Linked DNA regions of Homo sapiens: region 1 is linked to region 2. Evidence: chromatin contacts called from ENCODE Hi-C or POLR2A ChIA-PET data. All regions are on one chromosome and are shown on one strand. Each heading gives the region's core, a stretch centred on a gene start or an enhancer-like site at or near the end of the contact. The rest is flanking DNA. Distances are from core to core; before and after follow the strand shown.

Evidence for each region. A loop is a pair of places that touch in the nucleus more often than their neighbours do. ChIA-PET counts read pairs that join two places held with the same protein, here RNA polymerase II (POLR2A). Pooled maps may share reads with other maps.
Region 1: a loop to region 2 is called in a map of OCI-LY7, with 2.6 times the contacts of the local background. The contact joins two enhancer-like sites. A Hi-C loop is called at or near these places in 3 of 168 maps with a recorded cell type or tissue (B cell, Caco-2 and OCI-LY7), 9 of 37 single-sample maps with no recorded cell type and 6 of 50 pooled maps. POLR2A ChIA-PET finds 5 or more read pairs at or near these places in 2 of 52 experiments (OCI-LY7 and activated CD4-positive, alpha-beta T cell).

What each region holds. Positions count from the first base shown.
Region 1 is chr5:124,525,003-124,530,632 of GRCh38, forward strand. No RefSeq gene overlaps it. Among named protein-coding and RNA genes, the nearest start is that of LINC01170, 89 kb to the left of the region's middle. Within about 2 kb of position 2,594, at least 2 of the 41 ENCODE cell types and tissues checked have a DNase peak (open chromatin) inside an H3K27ac peak, as active enhancers do.
Region 2 is chr5:125,004,061-125,009,798 of GRCh38, forward strand. No RefSeq gene overlaps it. Among named protein-coding and RNA genes, the nearest start is that of ZNF608, 260 kb to the left of the region's middle. RefSeq lists a silencer at 2,512-2,561. Within about 2 kb of position 2,256, at least 3 of the 41 ENCODE cell types and tissues checked have a DNase peak (open chromatin) inside an H3K27ac peak, as active enhancers do.

The DNA.
Region 1 (5,630 bases), core at 1,344-3,843, 480 kb before region 2:
GCCACCTGCATTAATATCCCTTTGACATCTACTTCCTCCTAACACCAAACTGCTAGACTCTTTCCAGAAACCTTTGTTCTGAGCCCTGCTGTCAATTTATACTCTTATCTGCTCACCTGTCCCCAGGCCCTCCAGTTCTGCTTTGAATATAAGCCTTCTCCCTCATGTTTCCACCCCATACCCAAGGATTCCACCACCATGCCAAGCCTCCATCCCCTACCAGGCCAGCACACCCTGGCCTTGGTCTCTCAATGTGAATTAAATCTCCATCTGCCTTCAATATTTCTCTAAATGGCTCTTTATCCAGCTTAACCCCTACATTTTTCACTGACTTAAGGATATGATCACACCTTACGAAGAGTTTATGCTATTCTGAACTGAACACCTGGAGAGGAATATGAGTACAATCAAATATAGTTATGAGCTGGATGCTCACCACATCCACACATGCTGTTAGCTTTTGATAGGTAAGATGCATTCCTAAGAATATTATGCTTCACCATAAAAACCCTAGGAGAAAACCTAGGCATTACCATTCAGGACATAGGCATGGGCAAGGACTTCATGTCTAAAACACCAAAAGCAATGGCAACAAAAGCCAAAATTGACAAATGGGATCTAATTAAACTAAAGAGCTTCTGCACAGCAAAAGAAACTACCATCAGAGTGAACAGGCAACCCACAAAATGGGAGAAAATTTTCACAACCTACTCATCTCACAAAGGGCTAATATCCAGAATCTACAATGAACTGAAACAAATTTACAAGAAAAAAACAAACAACCCCATCAAAAAGTGGGCAAAGGACATGAACAGACACTTTTCAAAAGAAGACATTTATGCAGCCAAAAAACACATGAAAAAATGCTCACCATCACTGGCCATCAGAGAAATGCAAATCAAAACCGCAATGAGATATCATCTCACACCAGTGAGAATGGCAATCATTAAAAAGTCAGGAAACAACAGGTGCTAGAGAGGATGTGGAGAAATAGGAACACTTTTACACTGTTGGTGGGACTGTAAACTAGTTCAACCCTTGTGGAAGTCACTGTGGCGATTCCTCAGGGATCTAGAACTAGAAATACCATTTGACCCAGCCATCCCATTACTGGGTATATACCCAAAGGACTATAAATCATGCTGCTATAAAGACACATGCACACATATGTTTATTGCGGCACTGTTCACAATAGCAAAGACTTGGAACCAACCCAAATGTCAAACAATCATAGACTGGATTAAGAAAATGTGGCACATATACACTACGGAATACTATGCAGCCATAAAAAATGATGAGTTCATGTCCTTTGCAGGGACATGGATGAAATTGGAAATCATCATTCTCAGTAAACTATCGCAAGAACAAAAAACCAAACACTGCATATTCTCACTCATAGGTGGGAATTGAACAATGAGAACACACGGACACAGGAAGGGGAACATCACACTCTGGGGACTGGTGTGGGGTGGGGGGAGGGGGGAGGGATAGCACTGGGAGATATACCTAATGCTAGATGACGAGTTAGTGGGTGCAGCGCACCAGCATGTCACATGTATACATATGTAACTAACCTGCACATTGTGCACATGTACCCTAAAACTTAAAGTATAATAAAAAAAAAAGATTAAAAAAAAAGAATACTATGCTTTAAAGATTTTGCTATTCAAGGAAATAATGACTTCTGATTGCTTTTCCTGCAATCCAAAATCATATCATTACTGCCAAAAAAAAAAATTCTGAAGTCCAGACATGAGACTACAAACTACTATATTCTCCTTTTATGCCTCCTGGCCTCACTGAACTGCAAAGGCAATTGGGAAGTGTAAGGTGTCTAGGCAGTCATTGTACAGCTTCCGTTACCATGAAGGAAATAGAAAAGTGGTTTTGGTGGACAGCTAGCAGTCTCCACAACTTGTTTACTAATTAATACCAAATATGTCAGTAATTCTGATTTTCCTATATGCCGTTCACAGACTTACAAACCAGAAGTCTCCTTATGGAAATCACCTTACTTCTTGTGCAAATGCGATTTTAAAATTTTTTATATCAGTCTTTTTTTTTCTTTTTTCACTGTATTTACTAATGGAATATGGAGATTCTACATGGCCCCATATTTTCTGCTCCATTGAAAAATGGCTTTTGAGACCAGTGTAATTTAAGGGTGGCCAAGAGGCAGTAAGATTTTTTTAAGCCTTCCATTCCATTTTTACACATAAGAAGGCAGCTTACAAAATGGCAACGCAAACCTATTGCAAGCAATGATGATTGCGTTCCCCATCTAGAGCGCTGCTGAGTCTCAGCAGCCTGGACTTCAAAGTTCATCGTTTGCTTATGGACTTTAGCCTGTTTTATCTCTGACTCCAGAAATAAAGCCTTTTGAAAGAATTTTGAGAATGAGGAAGGCTTTTTTGTCTCTCTCTATCTCAGACCAGCCCTAGTGTTTTATTGCACCCAATGTGCTAACTCAGCCATACCAGTATTGGAACAAGCTAAGGATTAAGAAATCCGGTTGGAGGCAGTCTGCAGTAGTGTGCAGTATTTACTGCCAGGCAGCTTCTATCAAGAGTGCCAGTGAAAAAATAGCCAGCACATCTATTATAGCAAAAAACTCCTGGAAGAGAGACCGGGGGTGTGGGGGTGCAGGGAAGGAACCAAGACATTGCCAATGTTTTAAATAGCTCAGAGTGCACACACACTACTTGTGTAGCGATAGAAAAATGAGTAATATTGATAGTTAGGTAAAAGCAGCAGCATTCAGAACTGAGTCAGAAATGAGGAAAGAGCTGGGGCAAAATAGTTTCATGATCCTTTGGTAAAGAGTCAAATCACCTGTTATAAAAGATTTCATCATTGAGTAGAGAATACCTACAGCCATCCTGGGAGAGTATTAGTGTGGTCTGTTCATAAATTCCCTGGCAAACTATCCTAGGATGAGTCAACCTTGGGGATGTACAGCATTCTTGCCCCCAGAAAGATTCGGAAGCAATGGTACAAATTCAAGAACATTTGGTTTTTAACATGAAGTTCCTAGGAAATTAGCAATTTGCCTGTGACCAAGAAGGACAACTATGCCAAATGATCTGCCACCTCAAGATCTCTGGGACTTTCCTACAACCCTGGGACAGAGTCAGATTGAAGCCCAAACAATGGATGATACTAAATTTCCTGCAGTCGCAATGGAATAAGAACTCAGAGACAGATTTCATTTAATTTAGGAAAACGAGGCAGCGTGACATCTCTCACACATTCACATCTAGGAATAAGATGCATACCTACTATGATAGAAACGAAACAATGGAATGTCATTGATATCTCTATGAGCACCCTTTGCCTTGCATTTATGTAGCATGTTTACATTTTCAAAATGATCAAAGCAACTTCTCCACGTGACTATAGAAAAGAGAATTTGCCTGAATGCACCAGCCTAGACAGAGGAAGAGCTATGGCCAGCCCTGAAAACATACCATCCTCTAAAGCGAACAAAGGTAATTTTTAAAAGACACACACAAGTATTGCCAAGAGAATTGCCATTTCCAGTTTGAAATGTGCATCCTCTTTTTTTTTTTTTTTTTTTTTTTTTGAGACAGAGTCTTGCTCTGTCACCCAGGCTGGAGTGCAGTGGTGCGATTTCGGCTCACTACAACCACCGTCTTCTGGGTTCAAGCGATTCTCCTGCCTCAGGAGAGCAACTGGGATTACAGGCGCGTGCCATCGCACTTGGCTAATTTTTTGTATTTTTAGTAGAATTGGGGTTTCACCATGTTAACCAGGATGGTCTTGATCTCCTGACCTCATGATCCACCCGCCTCGGCCTCCCAAAGTGCTGGGATTACAGGCGTGAGTCACCACACCTGGCCGAAATGTGTATCTTCTAAGATGTGGGAGATCATGGCCATCTCTGCTTTTCCTTATGAGTGGTTTTCAAAGTGTTCTCTGAGTTGCCTTAGACATTCCACTACTTGCCTTGGAGAGGATGCTGGGGGAGTTAGATGGGGATCCAGAGCTTGACTCTCCCTTTCCATCCAGGCTATGAGTCACAACTTTACTCTTCTCAGTTGGGTTCTGAATATATGGTGTGGTTCCTGTGGTTTCACTTGAAGAAGAGTTCTGCTGCTTAAATAGAAGTGAAAACCACCTTTAGAGACTGTTATCAAAAAAAAAAAAATTGTTAAGTTTCTTCCAAACACCCTTCATTATTGGTTGCCCAAAGAATGCTAAATCAAGTCACTAGACAATCATTTCTGAGCCCCGCCAAGCAAGTGTGTTCACGCTAAATGACATTAACACTTTTAGCTTGACTCATTTTATTTTTGCATGTCTTTATATTCAGATTTTCATTCCAGTTTCATATCCAATTGTCAAATAATAATAAAGATTTCATCTAAAATGAAATATTGTTTGTTTAAAAATCCATAAGATGCTTTAACAGCAGGAGAGTGGGGCTTATACCAATTTAGTGAGAATCTAGTGTATTATATAAATTTATCTCTACTGTGTACATGAGCTTTGAAAAGAGGAGAATCCCATCTGCCTGTCGAACAGAGATTAGGGAAGATAGATTAAAATGCTGGTTTTCATCATTCTTATTTAATAAGCAGGAAAAAGTAACTGGAAGCATCTATGACACTTTCTACATTACATAGAGGTTAAATGTGCTCTCTGTTATAGCCACATTGCACTCTGCTTTCAACATATCACGAAACAAATCTGCTAAAATAGTTGTCTTCCTTTAAATCTAGTGTTTATTTATTCATTTTTTTTCATTTTTTATTTATTATTATTTTTTTTTTTGAGACCAAGTCTCTCTCTGTCACCCAGGCTGGAGTAGAATGGCAAGATCTCGGCTCAGTGCAACCTCTGCCTCCCAGGTTCAAGCAATTCTCCTGCTTCAGCCTCCCGAGTAGCTGGGACTACAGATGCGTGCCACCATGCCCAGCTAATTTTTTGTATTTTTAGTAGAGATCGGGTTTCACCATGTTAGCCAGGATGGTCTTGATCTCTTGACCTCATGATCCTCCCATCTTGGCCTCCCAAAGTGCTGGGATTACAGGTGTGAGCCACCGCGCCCAGTTTGTTTGTTTATTTTTGCCAGTAACGCCAGGCTATTCTGCAAGGCCTCATCCAAGGACAAAATGGAGAAATAAATCCTCCAAAGTTAGGTTTATAGAACACTGGGCTTTCTGATTTTTTCAAAATAAAAAAGTACAAAATGAAAAGAAACTAAGCTGTTTACACTCCAGCTCTAGCTGAGAGCTGGAACAGTGCGTTGGACACTGGCAACTCCTTTCTGGAAACATTGCTGTCAGGCGCCATGGGAAGGCATCATCCCCAAGTCTGCAGACTTTTTCAGAGCCCTCTATGAGTTCATACAGCTCCAAGTCGGCTTCCTCATTTAGCCTCTGACCTGAGAAATGGCTCCACCAAATCCCTAATTTCTCAAGCTACAAAACTCAATGTGCCTCATACTCCTACTCCTCTGTCACCAACACCCCTCTATTCAATTAATCACCATGTCCTGTTTTGTTCTCCTGTCTAAATGCTCTTCAAATTATTTCACATTCCAATCATGCATCACTCCCAGGCCACTGCCATTTTTGAGGCTTTTGTTGTGTATTAAATGGACCATT
Region 2 (5,738 bases), core at 1,006-3,505:
GCGAACAAAATTTCACAATGCTAAAGACATAAAAAGCAAATAAAAATCCACCATGCTAAATGCTCTCAAGAAGGTCACCTTTCTAATCCAGCTACTGTTACCAGAGAATACCTACAACAAAGACAAGTTTGTTTATGACTGTGGTCCGCTGCTTATCTGCACAATTTATTGGTCACATAAAATATTTTGTAATTTCGTACTACAGTGGGTTTGACAGAAATGTCCACATATCTTACGTAATACTTTGACTGGTTCTATCTATTTAAATTTAAATCTAAGTATATTATTTGTAAAGTTTCTAGGTTGAGTGTAAACATTGCACTGTATGCATAAATGGTTAAACCTAACCTAAACATAACCATCACATTTCTAAGAAAAGTATTTTTCTTCCTATATTTTCTTTGAGTAAGCAGAAAAAAATCCATCAGTACTTACATTTAGGCACATATCAAGCTCCATTGTTTACTTTAAGAATTAGAGTATAAATGAACTTCTTTCTTTTATATAAATGCACATATTTTTACACTGAAATCTCTCAGCTAACTCGTGACACTTGACATTAATCACATACATAGATCAACAAAGACTTTGCTTTCATATAGAAAGTAATTTCAAACATATTTCTAAATTATGACTTGTTATTGCAGTCAATTTAATTATCTAGCTAATGACAATGTATGTTCATAATCAAAGTAGTCAAAAATACCAAGTTTAGTAATTAGACCATATAATTCCTTAACAACTCAATTTATAATGGAAAAGTACAATGCTTTTAGACAATGTTCTTCAAATACTCCTCTATATTCAGAATTAGGAATTCCACAGTGTATTCTTTTGACATTTAAAGCTGGAGATGGAGTGTTTAGGTTAGAAGCGTAGCTCCCTCCTGTATTCTACCTGAAATTGCTTGTAAGTCACATTACATTCTAAATCCATTTCCCCTCAAACCATGCTGAGGGTATAACATTTACTCTCTGTCATTAATGTTCTTTTCTGTAAGACATACCAATATGAATTGTAACACAATGAAACAATTAATCTTTCTTGGGCAATTTTAATGATTCTATAATTATAGAAAACTATAGAAAATCATGTTTTCCCGTTTATCAACTCAGATACTCAGTGACATTTCAATGCCAAAGACAAAAAAAAAAAAAAAAAAAAAAAAGGCGGGGTGGGGGGGGGAAGGGGAGAATCTCCTGTATTTTCATTTTAAGAGTATCATACTAACGGAAATCTATAAACTAAACATAGATAGTGTCACAAATGCAAACTGACACATGGCATAACTGGTGGCTGTGCAAAAATCCAGCCGGAAAAGTACTAAAATAGGCTAATTTCATTTCTGCCAGCTGCCTGCCTTTCCATTCTTTATCTCAGCTATTAGGTTTGAATAAATTTCATCTCCCACACTACAAGTAATGAGCAGGCAATGACTTATGAAGCACCGAGACCAAGTTAAGACAGAATTAGAATACAATTTTAATGAGACGGAGCTGAGAAAGTGGAAGTGTTACTCCTTTGACAGACTTGGCAAAATACCCAATATTATTTCAAATGCTCTTTCCTTTTTACAAAGAAACTGTCAAATATTAAAATAAAAATTATAAAAAATAAGACTGAGGAATTCTTTAGGGGCAGATTGTTAATGTGATTGTAAGCTAAAAATAGTTATTAGAGAAGTCATTTAAGGAAGAGAGCAAATGTGACTTCAATGTAAACATATTAAATATAAATACTCCTCTGAAAACAAACAACATGCTTTGGTTTCTCTGGGAAAAAAAAAAAGCAATTAACATTCAGGTAACATGCATCTCTTTGAAATGAGGTCCAGAAATTGTTGGGGGAATGGAGAGTAGACAAATATTTTCTTTGTTAGCACTTAATTGGAAGTCTATAAAATAATGTTATTATATGGCTTTGAAATACACTCAAAATAAACTGGTGTAAAAACAAGATAAACTCAAGCATGATTTTTTTTTAACATCCAACGTTCAGTACACCAGGTGGTGGGGGCAGTCCCCTGGAAGCATAAAGGGAAGTGGTCTTTGGCTAATAAGGAAGGTTTGCACCACAATAAAAGCATTTATTTTCACACTTAAAATCATGGGGAAGGTGTTCAATGGAAAAACCCAAATGCCACAAAATAACAAGAACAACTAAAATTGTTAAGGACTTCAAACTACCAAAACTAATGAAAGGGATTTTCCAGCCTGATGCCCCCACTCATATTAGGTAACGACGTCCCATCCTCCTTAGATGCCCTGTGCCTTCTCAGCTAAGCTGAGCTGAGGTCTGGGCCAAATTGAGCAGCACAGCAAGGCTACTTATACTCTACACTTTAAATTAATTCCTCCAAACATCCCCCAAACAGTTACTGGAGGCTTTTTTTCTCCCCCTCCCCCCACATACCCCTTACTGTTTCTGTCTTTCGTTTAGTGATTACTTCCTGTCGGTTTTTCTAGTGCCTAAAACATATGTGATTTGCTGCAGGCAGTCAGTATTTATAAGGAGAGCCTCACAGCAGGTGCCACTTACAAAAAAAGGCCCCTGTGAGCATGAGTGCACAAGTGTTATCCCATGACCCAAGGGTCATGCTGCTGTTCCTACACAATGTTTAGCAAAGGAAGGTTCTTTCCATCAACAACTGATAAACAGTATTCGTCTGATCGGCCAGATTTTTTATGAAATGATAAAGCGAATGAATATATCTATGCGTCTTTAAAAAGATACATGCATGCTTTCAAAATTATATGTAGCTATTCTGACTCTGCGGTCAACAAATGACCAGAAAAAAAAATCTAGTAATTTTTTAATGCTGATGGGTAATTTCACTCGGTGCCCCCAGTCTTCCATGCCCCAAATTCACTTCCTTGACTTTGAAGTCTGGGTCCCTTAAAGCTGTGAAATTTCCTGGATAACAAACAATGCTAAGAAAACTTTGTTTTGAGAAAATAGATTTGATAGCCATGGGACCTGTAAATGTAGTTTGCTTTTTACATCCAATAACAGTGACCAAAAAGGGGTGTGCTACCTTTTCCCATAAATGTTTCCATTCTTTAAACAGCATGTTAGAAATTCAGTTAAAGGGATTTAATGGAGCTAATTATAGTTGGTGAACCTCTCTAGCTTTCTTCTTGTTTTTCCCCCTGAGAGTTGTTCAGCATCACCCACTTGCAATGCAAGCTTTCCTTAGCCTGGATCTGTCCAGTGATGCTCCCTATTCCACGGGCCCCCATCAGCATATCTATTGTAACTTATTGTGAAAATCAGACCCAAGAAATCCAAAGAAAGCCCAAGGCAATACGGGGAGTTTTAAAACTGTTCTCCCAAGTATGATCAACAAATCACATTTTGGTGTATTTAAGGTAATCCTTTTGGGAGGCCTAATTAAGTTGGTAGGAAAATTATGTGATATCTATTTTATATTATAATATTATATAAAATATAGGTTATATATTCCAAGGTTATATATTATATAGGTTATATATTACAAGGTTTGTCATGTTTTATATATGAAACATGATACAAAATTGGAAGATGTATTTCCAATTCATGAAAGAATAATGAAAGAAGACAAAAGAATGAAGCTTTAGTTGTCTACCATGTTATACATTTACAGTATGCATAGGGGAAAGGTCACATTGTCAGTTTATATCCAACAAAGATTACTTAAGAAATTTGGATTTTCACAAATAATAGAGTCTTATGCTCCCATCTCCCTGTTACCAGCCACCACCTCCCCACCCCTCAACAACCTGATTTCTAAGTAAGAACCCTATTTAGTCCTCAATAACAGAATAAGAAATATTCTTGGTCTGTCATTTGGTCAGTGTCAGATACTAATATGGCAAAAATTAAAATGCTAAGTACTGCTTAATTTCCAAAAAATTTTATGAATCTTGCTCACAAAATTCAGAGGTGGACCTCGGATATGGCCTTGGACTTGGAAGATGGAAAACACACTTGTAATTCTCATTGCCCCTGGTTGTAGGTACTATATCCCATCTATTCCTTCTCCTTTAACTCCTTCCTCCATTTTGGTGTTTTAATTTTTCCCACATGGAACCTTGGGCATACTCCCATTGTGACAGGTACCTTTGTATACAGGCAGCTTTCTCACTAGACTGTTAGATTCTTTTCTGTGCCTAAGAATTAGGATATTGATGATTGGTTGCTGAAAGGATGGATTATAAGATAATGACTAATGCAGTTCAGTGATGGGTAGATGGTCACTCAAGAAGGCTGGCTTAGAGTCCTGGGGACCGGGGTTCATAGAGAGTCGTCATAGAGTATGACAACCATCATAGAGTATGAAAGCTGGCAGGAGAAACTAGTTATACTTCTCTCCTTCAATTTCACTTTTGACTTTCCAGAATGGTGTAACAAATTAAGATTAGACTGAAAATTAAGATTGAACTGAATCAGACTCTTTAAATTGGAGTTCCATTTCTAATGATGTCAGTTCTCTCTTGGTGAAATAGGACAAGTTTCTTAACCTCCCAGATCCAATTTCCTCTTTTGGAAATATGGGAATTAACAGTACCTACCTCACAAGATTAAATGAAATATCACGTGTAAAGCACTCAGTGCAAGCTCAACAAGTCATCTTTCCCTCTCTTGTACTTTCATCCAAGCAGTCCTTGTTGCATATCTGACATTTAGAAACTTGGCCTTGTCAATGTTTAAGCAATGATGGTGTTGAGAATCAATAAGCCTTGTTAGGGAGTAATGTTTTTCATAGATTCTCCAGCCATATTTTTCATGATAAGAGGTTTTTCTGAGAGGTGATTTCTGACATTCTGCACAAATCAAAATTATTCAAGGAGACAAAGGCATTGATCATCTTCTCGTTGCTTGTTTTCCTTGACCCCTCTGGCAGCTTTACCAGCATTCTCTATAAATGCCACATATAAATTAAAACTGGCTTTTGCAAGTAGATAATTCACCCCACCTAGCCCATTTGCCTAGTTCCAGGGAAATTTGCCCCTTGATAGTATTTTTTAAATATTGACAAAATTTTAATTGTGTTAAAAAACATATAACATGAAATTTAACATCTTAACCATTTTAAAACATACAGTTCAGTAGTTCTGTTGTACAACAGATCTCCAGAACTTTTTTTACCTTGCGAAGCTGAAATGCTATCCCCATTGTACAACTACTTCCCATTTTTCCCTCCCCCAGCACCTCTGGTGATATTTTTAATTGTTGGTTTTGGTCAAATTTCAGATGTGGTGACATAAGAATACATATCTGGTCATTATTAGAGTAACCTTACAAAATAGCTTTTTTTCATTGAAAAACATCTATGTTCACAAATGCGGTATTTAAAATGCTCATTTTCTGCTACACATAACATTAATAATAAGAGTAATTACCCAAGAAATATGGGACTTTAAAGCTCATTCTCACCCTGAAGACACCGAGAGATTATGTTTTTAACCTTGGGCTCTGATTTGGTTGTGAATGGAAGATGGTATAATGTATAAAGATGGTTTTCCATAGAAGATGGTGATTATGCTGAAGACAACTAGATTACACGCTCTTTGGCCATGCAAAGTGATTCTTGAAATACTACCTGGATAATTGAGGTCAAAGTGATTTTTTGGCATCTAATCTACCACTTCTCTGCCTCATTTGGCATATTTAGATTCAGCCTATACCAGTATTTGAGGGAGGCTTAATTTCTTTGAATGCGTTACAACTTAGAACATTAATTGCTAAACAAATACTAT